Linked DNA regions of Mus musculus: regions 2 and 3 are each linked to region 1. A link is a loop called in an ENCODE intact Hi-C map of the cell type or tissue named here. Cell type or tissue: left cerebral cortex. All regions are shown on one strand.

Region 1 (8,000 bases):
GTTTATTAAGCTTACACTTCCACATTACTGTTCATCACCAAAGGAAGTCAGGACTGGAACTCAAGCAGGTCAGGAATCAGGAGCTGATGCAGAAGTCATGGAGGGATGTTCTTTACTGGCTTGCCTCACCTGGCTTGCTCAGCCTGCTCTCTTATAGAACCCAAGACTACCAGCCCAGAGATGGTCCCACCCACAAGGGGCCTTTCCCCCTTGATCACTAATTGAGAAAATGCCTTACAGTTGGATCTCATGGAGGCATTTCCTCAACTGAAGCTCCTTTCTCTGTGATAACTCCAGTTGTGTCAAGTTGACACAAAACTAGCCAGTAGAAACACCAACTCCTTTCCTAGCAATTTTCCATTCCCAATAGATCCTTGGCTAGGGGTAGAGCTCTGTCTACTTCCTATCACAGTGCTGTGGCTTAGTCTGGTTTGAACATGTACAAGGGTATTCATGGTGTTATACTGCTATAAGTTCATACATGTAGCAGTCCTGCTGGGTACAGTAGACACTTGCATTCATTTATCATCTCTGGCACTTATAGTCTTTTTAATCCTCTCTTTACAATGATACTTAATTCTTAGGAGGGTGGGATATGATATTGATGTGCCATTTAGGGCTGAGCTTTCTGTAGAACCTTATTCTCTGTGCTTTGACAGTTGTAAGTCTCTGTGTTAATCACTGCTTAGTGGCAATTGAAACTTCTCTGATAAGTGTTGAGAGATTTATTATCTATTGGTATAACAATACGTCATTAGAAGTCAATTTTCTACTATGTCCGTTTAGCAGCACAGTAGTAGGTTCACTCCTAGGGCTTATGATTTGTTTAATCACATGCTCTTGAACCAACAATGGTTTAAGATATGAGTTGCATCTTTTGGAATGAGCCTTAAATCCAATCAGAAAGTGGCTGGTTACTCCTAGGATTAATACTACTACTGTATCTGTGGGCATATCTTGCCCAGCCAATCGGCTAAATCACTTTTATTAAGTTCAATGAATTATTTTGGCTACAGTAGATCCTTAACACTTTAATTAATTTTAATTAGCTCATAAATTTTTTTTTTCTTTCTTTCTTTCTTTCTTTCTTTCTTTCTTTCTTTCTTTCTTTCTTTTTTTTTTTAAACTGCTCTTTTTGACGGGAACTGCCTTAAATATATGGAATTTGTATTCTCCTTAGAAATAAATGGGAATGATTGCTTTAATTTCTCTAATGTAGTATCTCTTAAAATATTTCACATTTCAAAATGATAACTGAGGAACAAATTTTTTGTGTTTTGTTTTGCATTTCTCTTATTATGAGAATGCTTTTTAATATTCAGCAGCCCCCAAATTCTTATATGCAGTGTTTTTTTGTATCCTTTGCTCATTTTCTTCTGAGGTTTTGATCCTCTTGCTTTCATTTGCATATTAGGGAAATAAACTTTTTACCTCAGGGATAAGATACATTTATTTCCTTTCATTTTGTTATTTGGCTTTTGACTTGTCTTTTATTGTCTTAAAAATTTCTCTTGATTAAATTTATTATTTTATAATTTATGATATTTTAACCATAGTTGGAAATGCTTTATGGCTTCATAGTTTGTGAAGCAATTTACTTAGAATTCCATTCTGTTTGTATCATTTCATGGCTTAAACAGGTAGATGTCTGGTTTATTTTAGTTATGCTGATGTATGGTGTAAATGGATCCCACTTTATCTTTTTCCATATGGTTTTTCATTTACTCCATTGCCATTTACAAAAATGTTCATCTAATTCTAATTTTGAGCTCCTGCCTTTATCACATAGTAAATGTCAAGGATGTTAGGCTATTTCTGAGATTTACCTCCTGCTCCATTGGACTATCAGTCTACCAGTAAGCTAATCCCACACTGTTTTAACTATAGAAACTTCATTATGTTCTTATATCGTTAGGGTAACTTCCTACTTATTCTATTGTTTGGGGGCGGGACTTGCCAAACATTCATGTTTAACAATAACTTCTGTAATTAATTTGGGTTGACAAATTTGTTGAGAAATTAAATTGCAAAGTATAAAATGAACATATTTATTAGTATAGTTCATACAATGAAAAATCTGATAGCATAAATGCATTAAAAATCTTTTCCTAGGTTGACAAGTAAACTTGGGAGTGGGGTGTCTTAGTTAGGGTTTCATTGCAGTGAAGAGATACAATGACCAAGGCAATTCTCATAAAGGACAATATTTAATTGGGGCTGGCTTACAGGTTCAGAGGTTCAGTTTATTATCATTATGGTGGGAAGCATGGCATTGGGGGAGCTGAGAGTTCTACATCTTGTTCTGAAGGGAACCAGAAGACTAGCTTACAGGCAACTAGTAGGAGGACCTCAAAGCTTATCGCCACAGTAATACACTTCCTCCAACAAGGCCACACCTTCTAATAGTGTTATTCCCTGGCCCAAGCATACTCAGATCATCACAAGGGTGTTCTCATACTTCGGATTTTAAAGCTTCTAGTTGTGACACAGCTTTCTGGTTTTTGTTTTTTCAGGTTTCTATCAGTATCTTTGGCAATGCTTAATAATTTGCTTTATTTATTTTTTGCATACATTCTATTGGTTATATGTTTGGGTATGCTACTGTGGTAATTTTAATAAGAGTCCTCTCTTTTATTAGGTTTCCGATTATTTTATTATACGAACTATACTAATAAAATATGTCAGTTTTATAATTTGTAATATAATTTGTCACTTATAGATATTTTTATTTTTAAGTTTTTCTTTTTGATTGACATAATAACTGTGTTTATAAAACTCAGTGTGATGTTTCAATCTATGTATAATGATCAAATCAGGATAATTAGCTTAACTGTCACCTTAAATGTTATTTCTTTATAGTGAGTACATTAAAAATGTACAAATTTTGTACTTATTTACTTCCAACTTTGTTCACACTTATCTTTTCCCCCATTTTATGAATTAACATTTTATTATACCTTTAATATAGCAGCATTAAACAATAGTGAGGACTTTTAGTACTATGGCTTTATTCTGTCTTCTAATCAGGAATGGATTCCAAATTAGTTGCTACCTTTTAATCTATGATTTACATAACTTACGATTGATTCGTGTTGATCTGAAACGTCATCTAGGTCTTATATGTTAAGGTCATGGTCCCAAAGCATGGAGTTTCTGGGGGTGGTAGAATCTTTAGGATGCGGGGCCTTGTTGGAAGAAGGTTGGGTCACTAATTTGTGTTTTTGAAAGAGATATCAGGATCCTGGACCCTCTTCTTTCTTTTTTGCTTCCTGGTTGCTGTGAGGTAAATAGCTAACCTCTGGCATATGATCCCATCATTGTATACTCAGAAAGAAAAACAAACAAACAAACAAACAAACAAACAAACAAACAAAACAAAACAAAAAACAAAACAAAAAACCTCCAAAACTTCAAACCCAAACCAACTAATCAATCAACCAACCAACCAACCACAATCACAACAACAAAACATATCCCCAGTGACCATGGACTGGAACTTCTGAAACCATGTACAAAAATTAACTTTTTCTTTTCCAGCCACGAGGTGGACTTAAGCACACTGTATAACCTCAATTAGTTATTTAATGACTTGCTACTGAGTCTTTCATTATTATATCATTGCAAAAATCCCAGCTGGCTGTAAGAAACAAAGAAAGATCTCAGGCACCTTTTTCTTCACTTTCTCCAACTGGTATGGTTTAGCAACACTTCAGTACAATATAACAACCAAAATATTGCTGTTGGTACAGCCAAGATACATAACAATTCATTGCCACAAGGATCTCTTGTTTCCATTGCCTTTTTATATCACACCTTCCTCCTCCAAGAAGGAACATGCTATTCATGCACATTGCAACTTGGGTGAATTTCAATAGAATTATGCTGTGTGAAAAAGAAGCCAATCTCAAACATTAAATTCTGTCTGATTCCATTATATAATACAGTTGAGATGAGGAAAGGGTAGAAGTGGGGAGCATGTTAGTAGTTGCCTGAACAGAAATTATACTGGTTCTGTCCACTCCAATTTTAAACACTACTTTCCTTCTAATTTTTATGGGAAATATATGTAGCATTATTTAAGAAGGCAAATCTATATAAACAGTTTCATCTTTTAGTTAATACCATGTTTTGGAGGAAAACATTTTTAGCAGATGAGTATAATTTAATATTTATGTGTACTTAAAATGCAAAAATTATGGAAATATAGAATAATTACTGAATAGAAGTATGAATCATTCATATAGTGAACTTATGCATTAGCCAAAATAATGGAGAATATGAACTGAATCTTGCCTCCCAAACTGAGGTATCTTTAGAAAAATGTCACTGTGGTTACGTGTGATTCTTCCCTGCTGTCTCTATGCAGAATATCATTGCTTGCATAGAGCCAATGGTAAAATGACATTTACTCTGTTCTCTCTCCTTTATGTACTAGTTTTTAGTCCTTTTTTGGTGTGGAGGGTAAGTTTTCATTGTTATTTAATAACATAGAATCTGAAAGTTTTAAAGGTTGTAGGCATTTCACTGAAAAAGCCACTACTACAGATATATTGTTCTGCAGAGAGAATAGATACTTTCACTGAGTGATTGCCAGGGCTTAGAATGTACTACTAAATGTCTCTGCAGGGATTCCAGTTTTGACTCAACCGTGTTCCCTTGGCTGAGTCTAAGGAGGTTTATGCTTCTATCTTGGGATGTGCCATATTTTTTGAAATAAAATTCCATACAGAAGTAAAAGTGTGCTATTACAGAGGTGTTTAGGTGAGCATGTGAAGCAGATGTCTCTGGGTTTCTTTTTAGAGCTTTGATCTATACAAATATAAAGGAAGCCCTCCTTTACTTATCACTCCATGGTCCAGGCATCACAGATAGATGGTGCTCTCTTTCTTCAGCTGTAGACAAATTTCTAGGCACAGTCCTATCTTGAGATCATAGTCCCCATCAAACCCTGCTTTCCCAATATCTGTTTCATTAAAGCTGGTGGATTTTATAATCCTGTGCTTATAACTGAACAACTTTATTTCAGATAAACTATCATTTTCACTGCTTTTCTTCCTCTCCCTTGAGACAAAACCCACACCTGATTTTTAAATTTAAATTAGGTAAATTTATACACCCCATTTCACCTCTGGGGATCAAGGACTACATCAGGGCTTTTCAAATTTCAGTGTGCATAAAAGCCCTGCCCTTCAAAGCTTATGCTATGTACAAATATCTTTTATAAAATTTAATTTATAGATTCAGCACATTAAAAATTGATAACAATGACCATAATATAGAAGAGTCAAAATGATATGCAATTGTTTCCTGGAATCCATGGAAATGAGTTCCACAACCTACCATGGATATGAGAATCCAGCTCTGCTTGGAGCTTTGGAGTTAAGTCTCTTGTTTAAAATGATGCAGTATTTGGATATAATATATGCAAATCTATATACAAAATTTCCTGTATAATTTAAGCCATTTCTAGATTATGTATGAAACACATATAATAAAAATGTTATCTTATTTAGGAAAAGTGTATACATGTTCAGGAGTCTTTTAAAAACATTTTTTATTTCATGGATGATTGACTTTGCACATACACAATCCACAGATGTATCAGGAGATTGAACAATAAGAGTTATTTTAAATCTACCAGTTGGTTAATCAACATTTCACAGTTGATATTTTTGAACCATTGTTGACCATGGATAACTGAACCCATGAATAAATGTGAACCTGTAATGAAATACCTGGCAGAATATCTAAAATGAACATTAGGAATCCCTTCTCTAGAGTTTTGAGTTTGGTAGGATTTGAGTGGTACTTATTTTTTTTAATTAGGTATTTTCCTCGTTTACATTTCCAATGCTATCCCAAAAGTCCCCCATACCCACCCCCCCAATCCCCTACCCACCCACCCACAATAGCTGTAAAGTAAGACATGTGATGCTCAGAGAAGATGGAAAGTCCCAGTTCATGTTGCACAGAGATGCTTTCACATATATGTTTATGTGTATACTGTTGACAATAACCACATTTGATGAGCTGGACCCTCTGTTGGATGAGATGTCTAGAAAAGAAACAATCCATGTGTTGCTTATAGTTTTATGCTGCTGTCTTTGCACCAGGAAGTGGACCTTGCTACCAGCCCCCATCTGGCATCCCTTGAATCCTTGAACAAAAGACACATACACACACACACACACACACACAGTTTGTTCCTTTTCAACTTGCCTTAGGACACAGTTGCTAGACACTACTATCTCCCGCCTGAAAAAACATTAATAATATTTTTATCTCTGCTCCCCCCATATACTCTAAACTCCAGTGGCTAGTTCCACATAACTCCTGCCAAACATCCTTGACCACCTGCCTGGCCATAGGCCCCAGCCCTTCCCGAGACCTCACATGGGTGCTGGCTTCTTCTCCCTCCAAAGCATAGCCAAAACTCCTCCTCTCCTTCCTTGAATCTGCCTTTTCCTCCTGGGATGCAGAAGTCCCACCTGTATTTTCCACCCAGTAATCAGTTCTTGGCTTTCTTTACTAACAGATCAAGAACTAATTGGGGAATAGGATCTTAACATCAGAACTGTCCCCTATATCCATTTGGTCTGGTTAGGCAGAAATAATAGGAACTATGAGTATGTGTAAGATGCAAAAATCACAAAGGATCTCAGGGCAAGTAAAGGAAATATAATTACCATGTGTATGCTAACATGATCAAGAAAAAAGAAAAAAAACAAGAAAGGCACCCTCATGTGTGTAGAGCCAGCATGCAGCACCTGCATGAGAAACAAAAACCACTCAACTTAATCACAAAAATAATACTGCAACAAAATTGGATAACAGAAGCAAAATGAGAAAGAGGTGGGTCACATGCATGTGATATGTGACAGACAAGAAGGCCAGAAGCAGGTAGGAGATATTCAAGACCCTAAGGAGATTCCAATATGTTGAAAAATACCAAGTCTGGTCAGAAATGGAAGTAGGCCAGCATAGGTGGGATACAGTTAGTGATTCCAGCTCAAAGTGTCTGGATAGAGCAAAGGCAGAGGAAGCCAGATTCCACCAAGAGCAAACAACTCTGTAGCCTTTCTTTTTCACAGGCAAGTGATTGATTCATAATTAAAAAAATGAAACTCTCCCCCAACAAATGAAGCATCAGAATATAGTTACATATGCTGTTATGAATGTTGCTCATGACCATGTATAAAAAGCCAAAATACAAGAGGAAGTGAGAAAAGCTCATTGCACAAATGATAAATGACTAATTCAGATGTAATGTTTCTGGGCTTAATGCCAGGTGAGAAGTGTACCAATCACTATGTAGTGCCACAACCGCCCACAACCAGATACTGTTCTCCTTTTGATGCACTCCAGTTTGGAGTAGCCTTTCACAAATGCCCAAAGGCCAGTACCTGGTGCTACTCTCCAGAGAGTTCTACTGGTCAGAAATGTACAGAGAGCCTAGAAATTTTTATATCCTGAAGTATTGTCCAAGGCTGTGATTGACATAGGCAAGCCATAAATACTCCAGATGCCTGAAACATGCTCAGGACAATTCTGGGACATGCCATACTGTCTTCAAAGACTCCATGCAGTTGGGAACTACAGTTAATTACTGTTCTGAGAGTTTGTTTCATATAGTGACTTGCTTATTATTTGTGATGGTTTATATATGTTTGGCCCGGGGAGTGGCACTATTAGAAGGTGCAGCCATGGTGAAATAGGTGTGTCACTGTGGGTGTGAGCTTTAAGACCCTCATCCCAGCTGCATAGAAGCACTATTAGTTAGGGATTTACTGCTGTGAAAAGACACCATGACCAAGGCAACTCTTATAAACAGATCTTCCTTCTTCTACATCCTTTTATATGGGATGCCATTAGAAGATATAGACTAGATTTACGGTGAGTCTCCACACCTCAAATAATCCAATTAATAAAAGCCCCCAATCAGTGTCCAGCAGATAGGTTTTCATTAATTCCAGATGTAGTCAAGTTGACAACCAGGACTA
Region 2 (8,000 bases), 60 kb after region 1:
GTTGAGTCCATTGATATTAAGAGATATTAAGGAAAAGTAATTGTTGCTTCCTGTTATTTTTGTTGTTAAAGTTGGCATTCTGTTCTTGTGGCTGTCTTCTTTTAGTTTTGTTGAGGGATTGTCTTCTTGTTTTTTCTAGGGCGTGGTTCCCGTCCTTGTATTGGTTTTTTTCTGTTATTATCCTTTGAAGGGCTGGATTTGTGGAGAGATAATGTGTGAATTTGGTTTTGTCATGGAATACTTTGGTTTCTCCATCTATGGTAATTGAGAGTTTGGCTGGGTATAGTAGCCTGGGCTGGAATTTGTGTTCTCTTAGTGTCTGTATAACATCTGTCTAGGCTCTTCTGGCTTTCATAGTCTCTGTTGAAAAATCTGGTGTAATTCTGATAGGCTTGCCTTTATATGTTACTTGACCTTTTTCCCTTACTGCTTTTAGTATTCTATCTTTATTTAGTGCATTTGTTGTTCTGATTATTATGTGTCAGGAGGAATTTCTTTTCTGGTCCAGTCTATTTGGAGTTCTGTAGGCTTCTTGTATGTTCATGGGCATCTCTTTCTTTAGATTTGGGAAGTTTTCTTCAATAATTTTGTTGAAGATGTTTGCTGGTCCTTTGAGTTGAAAATCTTCATTCTCATCCACTCCTATTGTGCGTAGGTTTGGTCTTCTCATTGTGTCCTGGATTTCCTGGATGTTTTGAGTTAGGATCTTTTTGCATTTTCCATTTTCTTTGATTGTTGTGCCGATGTTCTCTATGGAATCTTCTGCACCTGAGATTCTCTCTTCCATGTCTTGTATTCTGTTGCTGATCCTGGCATCTATGGTTCCAGATTTCTTTCCTAGGGTTTTTATCTCCAGCGTTGCCTCACTTTGGGTTTTCTTTATTGTGTCTACTTCCCTTTTTAGGTCTAGTATGGTTTTGTTCATTTCCATCACCTGTTTGGATGTGTTTTCCTGTTTTTCTATAAGGACTTCTACCTGTTTGGTTGTGTTTTCCTGTTTTTCTTTAAGGACTTGTAACTCTTTAGCAGTGTTCTCCTGTATTTCTTTAAGTGAGTTATTAAATTACTTCTTTATGTCCTCTACCATCATCATGAGATATGCTTTCAAATCCAGGTCTACCTTTTCAGGTGTGTTAGGGTGTCCTGGACTGGGCGAAGTGGGTGTTCTGGTTTCTGATGATGGTGAGTGGTCCTGGTTTCTGTTAGTAGGATTCTTACGTTTACCTTTTGCCATCTGGCAATCTCTGGAGTTAGTTGTTATAGTTGTCTTTGTTTAGAGATTGTTCCTTTGGTGATTTTGTTACCTTCTATCAGCAGACGTGGGAGACTAGCTCTCTCCTCTGAGTTTCAGTGGTCAGAGCAGTCTCTGCAGGCAAGCTCTCCTCTTTCAGGGAAGGTGCACAGTTATCTGGTGTTTGGACCTCCTCCTGGCTGAAGATGAAGGCCCAAAACAGGATCTTTCCCAGAAGCTGTGTTGCTTTGGCCATGAAGGTGGTCGGTTGTCTGGAGCCGAAGATGGCGCCGCCCCAGAAGCTCTCTGGCTCTCGCCTGTCCCAGAAACTGCTGGCCTGTGTATTCCACACCCTCACCCGTGCAGCCTGCCCTCAGCAGAGTCCCGGAGCCAAGGTGGCTCCCGGGGAGCCTGAGGCAGAAACCTCTCGGGCCGGGCCGAACCCTGTGCTCTCACCAGGAAGGTGGCCGGTTGTCTGGAGCCGAAGATGGCGCTGCCTCAGAAGCTCTCTCTATTTTTTTTTTAATTCTTTGTGAATTTCATCTATAATGTGTTTTGATCATATCAACCCCTTACTAGCCCTCTACCTCCTCCCTGATCCTTCTCCCAACGTCAGATTTTCTTTTTGTAGCCCACTGATTTCCAGTTAGTGTTGCCTGTATGTACATGGATGTAGGCTCATCCATTGGAGCATGGACAATTGACCAGGAGCCACATTACTTAAGAGGACTGATTTTCCCTGCCCCTAGCAGCCTTCAATGGCCAAAATTCTACAGCTATGGGTGGGACTTCAGGAAACCCTCCTATCTATGCTGGAATTGTGATAGGTTCCTTCTTGTTACAGTTGTGTGCCACACATTCTGGGAGTCTATAAGTGCAATAGCCCTTTTATAGCTAGAAACCATTGTTTAGCAGCAGTCTTTCCCAATTTTTGCTTCTTACAATCTCTCTCTGTTCTTTTGTAGAATGATCTCTGAGCCAGAAGAGGAGAGTTATGATACAGATGTCCCATTTCTGTACCCAATCTTTGTAGTCTAACCAGCTATGAGTTACAGTGTTAAACACCATCCACTGCACAAAGAAGTTTCTCTCATGAGGATTGAGGGCTGCAATAATCTACAAGCATAGACATATCTATTTTGAAGGCAGTTTTCCTTTAGTGTCTACAACTTCCCGGTATGGGATTTTGGCCAGGCTTATACTGCCAGGAATGAGTTTCAGCCTAAGAAGTAGGTCATAAATCTAATCAGAAAGAGGCTGATTATCTCTGTAACATTCATGTGAACATTGCTCTGGTCAGTATTGTAGCTTATAGGGTTCATAGCTGGGTAAGACAGTTGATTATTTTTATGTATCAGTAGCTTGTATAGCATCTTCTGGTACTTTAAAATTCAGCCACTCTGGAGGAAGCTTCCAGCCTGATTTCTTCATGTCCCATGTCCTATGACATAAGCATGTGGCTTTTGTTTGTTTGTTTGTTTGTTTTCATCAATACCATCTTACCACCAAGTTCTGATGGGTAAGCAGCAGCAATGCCAATAGTAACACGTTTTGCTTGGGGCTGGTCTATGGGACGTTCCCTGGCAAATACCTTGGAGGCTAGTATCCTACACATAATATTTAATTTAATATGGTCTAAGAGAGAAGCATTGTTCCTTTATATACATTAAGTCCAGTTAAACTTGTGACACACACACACACACACACACACACACACACACACACACACACACATTCACATTATTATATAAGGAAGCTTCAAAAACACTAGGTTTTCATATGAATTTTTCAAACATCCTTAATGTTTATGTTCTCTCTTCCTCCCCTCCCTCTGTCCTATCCTCCCAGACCCGTCTCCATTATCTAATTTCCCATTATCCCATTTGTCTCTCCATTCTATATGTGTTCTTTTCCCCGTTAAAATCCTCCCATTGCTTCTTTCTAGTTTTCTGACACGTATAAGTGCTCCAAATTAACCACACACATCAAAACTAGGGTTCGCACATGAGAGAGAATATGTGGTATTTGTTTTTGGGGTCTGGGTTACCTTACTCAGAATGTTTTCCTCTTTCCATCCTTTTGCCTGAAAACTGCATAGTCTTTGAGAATTTTATATATGTGCATAATATATTCTAATTACTTTCAGTTCCTACCATCTCTTTTCACTACCCCTTCACCTGACCTCTTCCCACATTCATTGTGACCACAGTGTGAGAAATGCATTATAGCCTCAGTTTCCCTCTCCTCTTATGTAATTACATATGGTTGTTAAGGTTCATACTTAGCCTAGCCCACGACTTCTGTAGTCCCCTCTAATATCTCTTAATATTTTTTCCCAAACTTTTATATTGATAGCCTTTTAAAATTTCATAGTTACATTTAAAAATTTAATATATAATATTTATAATTTTGAGATAATATTATATTTAACAGTATATATTTACTATTTATTATATATAATTAATAATTATAGTTTTATAAGTGGGTCTATGTATTTGATGGATAATGATTAAACTAGCATGCTTGACCATATATAAATAATAATTATAGTATTATAAGTTGGTCTATGTATTTGATGGATAATGATTAAACTAGCATGCTTGACCTTTTCATTTCTTCCAACATCATTATTCCTGTGTGTTGGGTCTTTGTGTGTGTTGGACTTTTTAATATATCCTTCATTCACAAATTTACTTTGAATACATGGCAGTCAGATCTAAATTCTGTTTGCTCTCTCTTTGCTGCTGCACTTATCCTAACATCTGGGATTGATGCTTTAGTCTCCTTTAACAGTTGGGTTTTCTGCTGTAGCTCTATTCTTACCCCATGGCCATTATTGTAGAAAATACTATGTATCCTCCACCTTACAAATGACATTCTAAACTAAATGGTTTGATTCCTTTGTCTCACAGAGGTGTTCCTTGTAGAACAGGGCAATAATAGAGCGTACTTAGAGTATCCACTTAGTAATATTTTTACAGAAAAAATCTGAAGTAATATATGTAAAACACTTAGAGTTCTCATCCAACACATGGTTAGCTTGTAAAATAAATGAATTTTATTATTAGATGGATTCTTGAATCCATTGGGTAATATTCCTGTCTTACAATATATATAACAATTATGCATAAATGGGTACATTGAGGAGTTGAAGACAATGAAAGGAAACAGAAACTGGGAATGCAGTAGTAACTGACATGCAGTTCCTGAGGATAATTTGCTTTCTGGAGCTAATGCAGGCTTCTTGCTATCTTTACACTATGGAAAGACTCAGAGGTTTAAGAAACCATATATGATCATCCTTGCTGGGTGGCGATGGGTGATATTCTTGAGTCAACATCCTCAGACTTCTAGTTTGAGGAAGCAGATGATTCAGAGGTGTTTTGTTGCCTTTACACACACCGTATAGATAATGACACAATAGAATGCAATAAAAATAGAAAAAGAAGTAAATAAATGAAGGTGCACTGTACAGAAATCCATGTTCAGGAAAGAAGAGAGATCTGCAAGAAAAGGGACAGTTAAGAATAGTTCTTCCTACACTGCTTTCTGCTTGGGCTTCATCTGCTCCTTAGGGAACACGACTGTAGTGAGTCCCCTGTGGAGAGGATTTGGAGACACAGTTCCTATGGCAACAGACTTCAAAGTGACATAAATCCAAAAGCACTTTACTTGCTTGTTCTATCATCCCAAGAAGAACCCTCTGCTGTACCAGGAGAAATGTCAACTTTTAATGAAGTCTGAGTGGGCTGTCTGCACCCCAAGGAATCCTTTTCCTACGGGGCTCATTTTTGGTTTGTAATAAAGGTTTATTTTCTTTAATTGTGAGTTAACAAAAATGAGGCTGAGAGAAGAATTGGGATTTATCATAATTATCAAGGCAGAGACACATTTCTAAATCTAAAGTTTACACTTGAGGTCTCTTGTTACAGAGAAGTTACTGAAATGCACTTCATTAAAACATTTTTAAAAGACTTATTTGTTTTGCCTGCATGTATGTATGTGTACCATGGACATGCCTGGTGCTGGTGGAGAGCAGAAGAGAGTATTAAATCCCTAAGACAGGAGCTACATATGCATGTGAGCTACCTTGTGAGCTGGGAATTGAACTTGGGTTCTTTGTAACAGCAACTAGTAAATTTAACCACAGAACCATCTCTCCAGTCTTGAAATGTACTTCACAGTGAGCATTAATACACATACAAACATCACCCAATACTCATACCTAACACCCAGCACTGATACAGGAGTTGCAATTAGCTTGAGAAGTGGAGTACAATCAGAGGCTAACAGTATTCTCTTGACCAAAAAAAAAAAAAAAAAAAAAAAAAAAAACCAACAACAAACAAACAAACAAACAAACAAAAAAACCCAAAAACCTAGAACAGGATGTGGAATTTGACTGACTACTAACAAGCTCAAACAGTTGCTGGGGGCCAGGCTAATGTGGGACTTTTCCCCTGATGTATGGAAAAGGAGCTTAATTCCTTGTCTAAACCAGGCACAGGTTTGGAAAGGCCAGTAATGCCTGGAGTCAGGGCTCCCAGGAGCTGAGATTTTGGGTCATGGAAGCTTGACTTCCCTTACTTTTTTGAAGGTCTAAGGTTATCAGTGTCAAGGCTTCTGAGCCCCTGGTCTATAGCACACTTGAGATACTCTGTGTTCTCTTTGTGTAACATTGCTTGATGAGCTTTCTGCCAATTTTGTCCCATTTCCTCCCTGAAAACTATATATAAAAAGCTGTACTTCTTAATAAATGTGACTGCATGAGCCATCAGCTTGTTTATGAATTTCTGATCCCAAACTTTCCCATTGTCTTTTCTTATCCTCTGGTTCTCCCTCTCGGGAACCTGTCCCTGATGAATGACCTGCTGGTCCAGGTTAAGTAAGAATGTGGTGATAGGTTTGTAAGAACCTTCCAGAGAACTGATATGGACAGAGAATGGAAGGCAGAGCACACACTTTGCCTGTGAGTGTTTGAGGAAGGAGAACTTTTGTTGAAACTAGAAATGGATACACAAAAAAGAAAACCTGAACCTGGGAGAGAAAGCTTACTTGTTTTTATGATTTGGGTTTTGTGGCATGTTTGAACATGGATTTTGAGAAATAGGACATTGATCGTGGGGTAGGAATTGAGGAGATGATAAAAACAGCGAAGGACCACGATATTATCTGAGGCTTCAGCTGTGTGAAAATACCTTAGTTTTTTTCCCTCTTTTTTGACAATTTCATATGTATATCTGACCCATTCATCAGGTCCAGTTATTCGAGGGGCTCGAGGGACCTTCTCCTAAGAACCAGATGGGGGGTAGAGAGAGACGAGAACCTTGTGCAATGAACGACACATGGAAGCAGTCTGAGTAGCATCAAGGTCTCACTGTATTAGCAAGGCTCAAGGTTTAAATGCACAAGCAAAAGGGGAAGAACATCTCAGCAGGAGGAATGGGGCAGTGGAAATGCACCTCAGCAGGAGGGATGGGGCAGCGGAAATTTTTCTTTTGGCGACTACATGGGGAAGCAGGAACTTGGAGGTATCAGGGTACATCTTGAGGTCAGGACATCCGGTGCTAACTTAGGGCTGGAACAATCTGTGGTTGTTCTTGGAGAGGTGCGTCGGTGGCCTGCTTTTGACCTCCTTTTCTTCTCGGGGGGGGGTGGGGGGGTGGGGCAATTCAGAGATCAGGACAATAGAGTTGTCTTAATAGCTCCCAACATCTATCCTGAGTTTTTCCCTCAATCCCTCTTCCCTCTTCTTCACTGAAAACTATCTTCTTCCCAGAAACCTCCATCCTAATTTGATGCCCTTGTAATAACCCACCGAGCTGTGGTTACTTGCAGGAGAGGATTATTTACTGGACAAAGCTTTAGAAATAGAGTTGTTTTAATGCTGCTCTGACCTCTTTCAGTTCTCCGTTTGCTCTAGTTCTTGACTACCTCTTTCCATCCATATAACTTTCAACATGACACATTCTCAACCATTCTATCTCTATATTGTATACATTTTATTTTTGTTTTGGTGTATTTTTAGAACATTTAGCATGTCTTATCCACAAGTCAGCCTCTTTGCTGGGCTCCTCCATTTTATTGATTTAATTTGGCCTTCATGATCACCTTACCATTATCATTCTTTTTTTTGTTTATTTTTCTTTTTCAAGACAGGGTTTCTCTGTGTAGCCTTGGCTGTCCTGGTACTCATTGTGTAGACCAGGCTGGCCTTGAACTCAGAAATCTGTCTGCCTCTGCCTGCCAAGTGCTGGGATTAAAGGCATGCACCATCACTGCCCAGCTCCATTATCATCTTTATTTTCATTTTTCAGATGGTGAGCTTGGGAATCAGACATTAATAAATATCTATATCAGTAAGACATGTTTTGCATTTATTCTAGTGGTATAAAATGAATGAACTTACTTGCCTTTCATGTGTTCATGGAGAGATCAGATATTACAATGAGCAGAATGTCACAATGACAATATTAGTCATGAGTGTAACTGCTGGATGCTTAATGATTAAGTGAATAGGACTTTCTGAGTTAGTCTCCATTACTTAGTAAGTTGATAATGATTTTAGATCCTAAGTCTTTCTGATATTTAATAGGTTATGGTCAAGATACAGTCTCTAGACTGTGAAATTTCAGGTAATTGATAAATGCAATTATTCACATTTGGTTTTATGGCATGAACCAAACAGCTCTGGCTAAGGTTATATCCTCCCAACTCAGATAAAGAACACTTTGTTGTGACCGGCTCCAATACCACTTTAAAAAACATT
Region 3 (8,000 bases), 100 kb after region 1:
CATGCAGAACAGAATTATAGACAAATATCACCTCCCTGAACAAAACAATAAAATAAAAATTAGTAAATCTCATCAATGGAAAAGAGGAGTGACATATTATACCCAAATAGTTTACTTCATGGGTGTATGAAGAGTGCAATGATACACCTAATATTTCAGCTTTATTTTCCTTCTTTCTTTTCTTTTGTATTGTTCTGTTTTAAAGGATTTCATATAGTCTGGGTTAGTCTTGGCCTCACTAAATAGCCCAGGCTGGGTTTGTTCTCTGGATCCCCTGCCTCAGCTTTCCAAGTGTGAGATTATAGGCATGAGCCTCCTCTACCTTTGGCTGAGGTTTGCTGATATTTCTTTTTGTTTTGGTACGTACACAATGTGAACCTATGTTTGGAGGACAAATGTGAATGTGGATGCTCAGAGGTTAACCTCAGGTTTTTGTTATCCACTTTGGTTTTTTGAGATTAAGGCCTTTCTCTTGCCTGGCCTTAAACTCACCAAGCAGGTCCTTGCCTTGCCTTGCCTTGCCTTGCCTTGCCTTGCCTTGCCTTGCCTTGCCTTGCCTTGCCTTGCCTTGCCTTGCCTTGCCTTGCCTTGCCTTGCCTTGCCTTGCCTTGCCTTGCCTTGCCTTGCCTTGCCTTGCCTTGCCTTGCCTTGCCTTGCCTTGCCTTGCCTTGCCTTGCCTTGCCTTGCCTTGCCTTGCCTTGCCTTGCCTTGCCTTGCCTTGCCTTGCCTTGCCTTGCCTTGCCTTGCCTTGCCTTGCCTTGCCTTGCCTTGCCTTGCCTTGCCTTGCCTTGCCTTGCCTTGCCTTGCCTTGCCTTGCCTTGCCTTGCCTTGCCTTGCCTTGCCTTCCCTTCCCTTGCCTTGCCTTCCCTTGCCTTCCCTTCCCTTGCCTTCCCTTCCCTTCCCTTCCCTTCCCTTCCCTTCCCTTCCCTTCCCTTCCCTTCCCTTCCCTTCCCTTCCCTTCCCTTCCCTTCCCTTCCCTTCCCTTCCCTTCCCTTCCCTTCCCTTCCCTTCCCTTCCCTTCCCTTCCCTTCCCCCTTTCCCTTTTTTGTGAATTCTAGGGTTTTAACTCAGGTGTTCATATTTGCATAGCAGACAATGTAATGACCTAACTGCCCCTTCCACCCTACCAAAGTCTCTCAGTGTAAATATTTATCTAATAGTCAATTTTTGTACAAAGGACTTGTAATAGCTTAGTAGATCTCAGTAGAAAATTCATAAACTCTTCTGCACAGGAAGAGCAAATTTATGATTTATTCTCATTAGATTTATTTCATAAAAGAGTGTTGATAGGAATAGCTTAAAGATTTCATTTCTTCCCTTTTTATTTAATATGTTAGAACTAGAAATCTCTATTTTTTCCCATTTGTTTTTAGTTCTAATAATCTATGATCATCAAAATACTCTATCCTTGCATACAATTTACCAAATTTTATTTTGTCATGCTATATTACTAATATAAGTAAGCTATATTTTGTGGAATGTTAACATTGTAACTGAGTTGTTTGTGTTTAGTCAGAGCTTCTTTTGTCTTTAGAATCTTCTGAGATTTGGACACATATTCTTGGCTCCTTACCTGACAGAATCAAACTACTAATATATTAGTACACTTTGCTAATACAAATGGGGAGAAAACCTTATTCCTGAAATCTGGGAAGTAGATTGCATAACTTTCTATGTGACTCCTCCACATCATTGGCTTCTTACAAGGCAGAAGTGACATGTTCAGTCTAGCTAGTGTTCATTGTTTTCTAGAATGGAACAAAGAGAGGCAGATTTAAGGAATCTGCAGTTCCCCAAACTGGGTGAACCAACCTTAAGGCCATCATTATGTGACTCCAGCTGATAGGCTTGCATCACCAACATACAGTGAATTCTCGGAAGGAAGGAAGTAGATTTGTGGGAGAACTGGTAAAGGAATGGCAACAGAGAAAAGACTGGCATGGAAATGATCCTGATTCCCATATGGTAATCTGGAGCAATGACTGCCAGTGAGCGTGAAAGAACTGCCACATAAATGATGTCCTGAATCTATTAGTGGAAGGTACCCGCCTTTGTTTTGATATCAAAGAGGACATGTGTACATATCCTTAAGAGATCTGTCCTTGTTGGTGGGCAAACAAAGCTGTCTACAAAGAAGTGTTAAGTCATTGTTTGCTTTTAGCAACAGCACCGAAAAGGCTGAGAAATGGGATGATGTTAAATTTTACACAGACACTGTATGTAGCTGAATATGTGCTTTGTGTCATAAAACTTTGTATATTGAAATAAAATAAGTACAAATATTTCCTAATGTAGTGGAGTTAAATAGGATTTGGGGGTAAGAATACACAAATAACAGAATCCATTTTATTTACACAATTTAAAGAGCCTTAAGCATGTATAAAATTTAAATTCTCATTAAATGATCTTAACATGGGTATGAAAACATATTTTACTGGAAATATTTAGGCTACCAATTGTTCTGGTAAGCATTTAAAACCAGAGAACACAGAAATTAAAACCATCTTTTATGTAATTGTGGATTAATCAAATCATTCATTCCGCATTTATCATGTTTCTAGTGTGTTATGTGACTAGGTGCTAGGATTCGGCAGGAATCAATATATCAAAAAGTACTTAAGAGTACTTAAAAGAGTGAACATTCAGTTAACAGTTATGCTGCACTCATTTTTTGGTACCTTGTTTGTATTATGATTGTCATGTCTTTTCTATTTTGTCTCTTTTTTTTTCTTTTTTGTTTTGTTTTTCCGAGACAGGGTTTCTCTGGATAGCCCTGGCTGTCCTGGAACTCACTTTGTGGACCAGGCTGGACTCGAACTCAGAAATCCGCCTGCCTCTACCTCCCAAGTGCTGGGATTAAAGGTGTGTGCCACCAGCCCCGCTTGTCTTTTTTCACTAGGCAATTTAGACAGTGCCCATTAAGGATTTGCAAATTAAATGCATTCAAACCTTTTAATTTAAATGTTGATCTAAAGAACACTTTCAAAAGTTTATGTTTTTTTAATAAGGCATTGAAATTTTATATAAGGAGTTATATAAAATCCATGGTTATACATTTCAGAGCTTGAAAAAGATTCAGAATATGAATTAGCAGCGAAATCCTCCTCCCTCCCGCTTCCTTTTCGCCTTGATCGATGTTATTGAGTCACTAGCACCACCTGGTGGCTACTTAAGTGAACCTCCTGGCGTAGTGGTTTAGTGTTTGCTGAATCTTCTCAGTTATGTCTTTATACTTTGTAGGGCTAGGCATTGTGTCCTTGTGTGTGTGTGCATGTGTGCACATGTGTGTGCATGCGCGCGCGCGCGTCTGTGTATGTACAAAACCACTTTAAATACTTTACCTGCTGTAATTAAAATGTGCACAATGTTCTTTAAAGCAAATATATCTGCTTTAAAACTATACAATGGGCTGATCTACTAACTGTACAAGGATCTACTAACATGCCAACTGGAAGATTTTGTCTTTGTAAAGTGAATTAGTTTCTGGACATCAAGAAGGGTCATGCATTCTTTATACAAATTCTCCATACTTCATATGTTTTAAGAACTCAAATGAACTTATTTATGACATTTTGAAGGCATATGGATTTTACAGTTGATTGAGTTGCCACTTGATATAGTTTGAGGAGCTTGTCTTTGTTGGGTCTGTGATGTCCTTTATCTGGGGAGAATTAGATCACCTTTCCTTCAGGTAACTGTGCCAAGACATAGCTATACAGAAATGGAATGTTTATTCACCAGAGCTGTCTTGCATCTTTCACCATGGACTTGAGTGATACTAGTCCTGAGATTTTAAAATGACAAATGATTCATTAAGTTGCATAACATCCAAAGAACTCTCACTAATTAATACAAAAATTCAACTCCTGAGAAATCACTTACAAATTTCTGAGACCCTCTAGAGATGTCTGGTAGTCCTGCCTTCTGGGCCTCTCATTTCCTCCTCTCCACACAGATTGGCTGCTTTCCAGATGCTGGCCACCTTTATCTCTTTGTTTCTTTATTACTTTTCTGTATAAGAAGCATCTAAATGAGCCCTAGAGGCATTCTGGGTCCTTCACTTGGTTCTGCTGAACAGAACTGAATCATTTAGGCACCTTCCCACATCTCCTGGAGTGATCATTCCAAATAATAAATGTGGATGCAAAACTGATCATTTTGCCATGAATTCAGGAAGACTACCAGTTCATCAGGCACCATGAACCATCTTTGGTCTTCCTAGATGTTGCTGTATAAGTATTGAGTTTACTGTCTTTGGTAAATATCACCTTTAATGAACATTTACTATGAAACTTGTAAACAAATATATAAACGATAATGAGAATCCAATAAATCACAGACTAAAAACATTCCTACATTTTGTTAAGATATACACATAATGTAATAATATAAATGGTATTAAGCTTATGTATTGGGCAAATATATTTTGGATGCTATTAATGTACCCAGCCAAACCTTACCGTACTGTGAGTTCTGTGGATAGGAGACTCTGCTTTGTTTGTTTCACATGCCAAGTTTACCACCTGCTGCTACTATGAATAACTGAATGAATAGATTATTAGTAGCATCTCTATTTGCTTAGGTAATTTAGGAAAGTCATTGTTAGAGCAGCAAATGTGGTGTGTGCTATTTTCATAAATATAAACAAGAATCTCTATGGAAAACTCAGCAAGGCTTTCTCATGCTGTTTCCTATGGTGAGGACTCAGTCTCTATACTCTTCCCCAGTTACACAGATTTAAGCTTTAAAGGTTGTGCTCAGCTGCTTCATCCATATTCATTTCTGAGCCCAGAATAACCAAGATGGTGTCAAAAGATGAAACTGCAATAAATTTAGTTTGAATATCTTACTTAGCTTTTATTCACAGTTCTGGAATCCAGCAGTTCTCAGAACTAGAGCAGGCTCAAAGAACTCTGGGGCTACCATGATTACACATATATGGACTGGAAACAGAAAGGATGGTCTGACTGGTTCAAGCTAAGGGCTTTGCCTATTCATCTGTCTGCTTATGATGAGCTGTAGCCCAGCAACTATGATGACTGAGGACTTATTTATATGTTCTGTGCTGGGGCATAAGTTCATTAAGAAGAAATGCTGTATGGATGCATTTTCAAGGCCTGAATCTAATTGAAATTTATCAATGGGCAATATGAATTGAGTGTGTACATTAATAGGCAGCAACCTGTGTGCCTAAACTCCACACTAGGTCATTATGTGTTGAATATTCTCAAACCTACCTTCTCTTGGGCCTGCTGCAGTTTCCTCTGTCTCCTTCTATGGGTACCTTGGATTCCTGATTATAATCCACTCCCTTCTGGAACTGATTGGATGCTTACCTGAAATACTGAGCTGCACTTTAACTATTATCCACAATTAACCAACATTAACATTTTGTTATATTTTGTTCCCATTCTAATTTGTAATCAACATATAATTTTCCACTGTGGACCCGATATTCCTGGTATGTATCTTGCCTGTTACATGTGAATCCTTTCTTTTGCTGTTCCTTTTAGAACATCCCCTGCTTTATTCCCACAGTTCTCAGAGATGTCACATTACATGCCTCTATCTTTGTTTAACTTACTCCCTTCTTGTATTATCTGTCTAAATATTATTTTCTTCATTGAGACTCCCAACCTCTTAAGCCAATCCATTTGCACATCAATGTGCGTGCATGTACAAAATAGCTTTGAATACTGTCTTGGACTTGAAACACTTTCAGGACAAAAACCTTATTTAAATAATTTGTCTTCATACCAAGTTATCAATGGTGCTTTGCTATGGAAGGAGAAGATTTCTAACATTGGAAATACACAGTAGAGGATAGCGGTGAGGCAGAAGACAATGAATATCACATGATACATGGTATTCCTTAATTATCCTCTACTCTAATGTTAATTTTGAAAAAAAAACATGTATTTCAGAGTACAGGAAATATAATTAGCAGTATGTTGGATTGGGGTGGACACCAAAGAGTTATATTGTTCTTACCAAACGTTCTCAGAGTGTGATTTGACTGTAGCATTAATTAGGTAATATATACACTTAATTAGTAATACAGGTGAACTGGATTTTTTTGATTTTGTTCTACCCTATAATTTTGAAAATTCATGTTTTACCTAATTATATCCCAAACTGCAACACACGAGGCTGATATTTTATGAAAAATGACTCATTATTGGGAGCGACAATAATGTCATAGCTTGCCACAATAGGAAATTTAGATGTTTCCTTTTGAAAGGTCAAGTACCTGTGGAGATTTTATGCCCTAACATAGAGGGATGCTGGAGCAGTGGGGCAGGAGAGGGTGGGTGGGTTGGGGAGCAACTTCATGGAGAGGGGGTGAATGTGGCATGGGAGTTTGTGGAGGAGCAACAGGGAAGTGGGATATCATTTGAGATGTAAACAAATGGAATGAATTAAAAAAAACAAAACAAAACAGAAAGGCTGCAAAAACCATTACTTTCAATTATTTCAATTGTGATATAACACTTTACAAGATTTTGGAAGCATTTCTTCATGACTCTGATTTTGACATGAATGTTTTTATCATAGATATACTTGTGAAAGTCAGGCCATGTTTTGGTTTATTATGTAAGAAAAGTACTGTGTCAAGGTTAATGTAACAGGACTGTCTCTGTGAGTTGGAAGAAGAAATAGAAGAGACACAGAGACTTGGAATGATGCTTTAAAATCATCCTCAGAGAAATGATTAACTGAGCAGATTTAAAACCATCAGCTGCCAAGAGTAGGACACCTTTCTGCAGCAGTGGTACCCTTCTGTTCCATATAACAGTGGCATCCATGATCCTGTTGCAGCCACAGATGGTTCCCAATGGTTCCCTACACTTGCATCATTGCAGAAGAATCACTCAGGTGGGAGCAAGCAGAGGAAAATGTGCCTGTGCTACAGTTTAGATGTGGTTTGAACGTTTCTACCACTGGCTTGTGGGTTGGAACCTTGGTCTCTGGTATGGTTATGTTCATGGTGGGGGACCATTTAAGAGGTGGAGCATAGTGGCAGACTCCCTTCCAGAGTTTGTTGTTATGTGGTGGTGCAGGCAGGAGGCTCTCACTGGAGGATGAACTGGCAGTTATTCTGCTCAACCTTAGATTTTCAGCTATAAACTGTGAGCTAAATAAACTTCTTTTACAAAAAGAAGTCTCACTTATTTGTTATAGTAAAATAGAATGGGCCACAGCAGCATGATTTCTGGCTTCTCCATCTAAAATACTATAATGTTGTATATAAATGACTTTCTTCATGTATGACCATAATATGTTCTCCACAGTGTAAAGTGAAATGGATGAAACCTTCTTATACTTGTTCCAGCTGTCTTTGGTCTGCAGGCCTGTGGCACAAGGATCACCAGAGACTTCACTACTCTTGAGTTTATTATCTCATGAATCTTGTCTTTCTCTTGCTCCCCATCCCCAAGAAATGATATATATTAGAGTTGGGGGATGGAGTTATAGATTCATAGAAGAAACATATATTAGAGATTCATTCACTGGAAACTATTGTTATGACACTTCATGCTGATATATTGAATTAATGACTTCAGAGAAGGAATGTTAAACACAAAATGATATTTTAGGTTAGTTGTTAGTTAGCTAGGTTTCACAGTTTATATATACATATACACATATATTACATATATACATATATATTACATAGTCAATACATACATTTTTACATATTAATAAAAACTCAGTGAATTTGTAAAAAAGCAAGTGAAGGAGACAGTGTACCTATTATGCTATTATTAGTTTAATGTTGGTGTGATAATGTATATGAATTCTGTTATAGATGAGCATAGTGCCACTTATAATTAACAACTCACACTACTGATTGCTCTAGGGCAGGCAACTGAGGAGCTCAGGGCCAGGGTTTGGAAAGGAGACATTTGCAATTATATTAAAAAAACTTCTAAATTTTGACCTATAGTAACACAATATAGATTTGACAAAACTAATTACTCAAAATACTAAGCTATATC

What was found. Peaks named below come from ENCODE experiments on the same cell type or tissue, not always from the same donor. Only the 100,000 strongest peaks of a DNase experiment are listed, where the experiment ranks them.
Region 2: it touches region 1 in a loop (11-fold over the local background); 3 of 42 quality-filtered maps call a loop at or near these places.
Region 3: a loop joins it to region 1, with 2.3 times the contacts of the local background. A loop is called at or near these places in 2 of 42 quality-filtered maps.

What each region holds. Positions count from the first base shown.
Region 1 is chr9:37,826,257-37,834,256 of GRCm38, forward strand. No RefSeq gene overlaps it. Among named protein-coding and RNA genes, the nearest start is that of Gm24764, 7.5 kb to the left of the region's middle. In left cerebral cortex, no CTCF peak of the experiment used is centred here; DNase peaks (open chromatin) are centred at 3,827, 4,377, 4,725 and 7,301; H3K27ac peaks cover 2,253 bases.
Region 2 is chr9:37,886,305-37,894,304 of GRCm38, forward strand. It overlaps a transcript of Olfr145 not described here. Among named protein-coding and RNA genes, the nearest start is that of Olfr145, 7.1 kb to the right of the region's middle. In left cerebral cortex, no CTCF peak of the experiment used is centred here; a DNase peak (open chromatin) is centred at 4,828; H3K27ac peaks cover 2,049 bases.
Region 3 is chr9:37,929,553-37,937,552 of GRCm38, forward strand. No RefSeq gene overlaps it. Among named protein-coding and RNA genes, the nearest start is that of Olfr878, 15 kb to the left of the region's middle. In left cerebral cortex, a CTCF peak has its summit at 3,166 (motif pointing left); DNase peaks (open chromatin) are centred at 2,011, 3,154, 4,030 and 4,826; H3K27ac peaks cover 4,293 bases.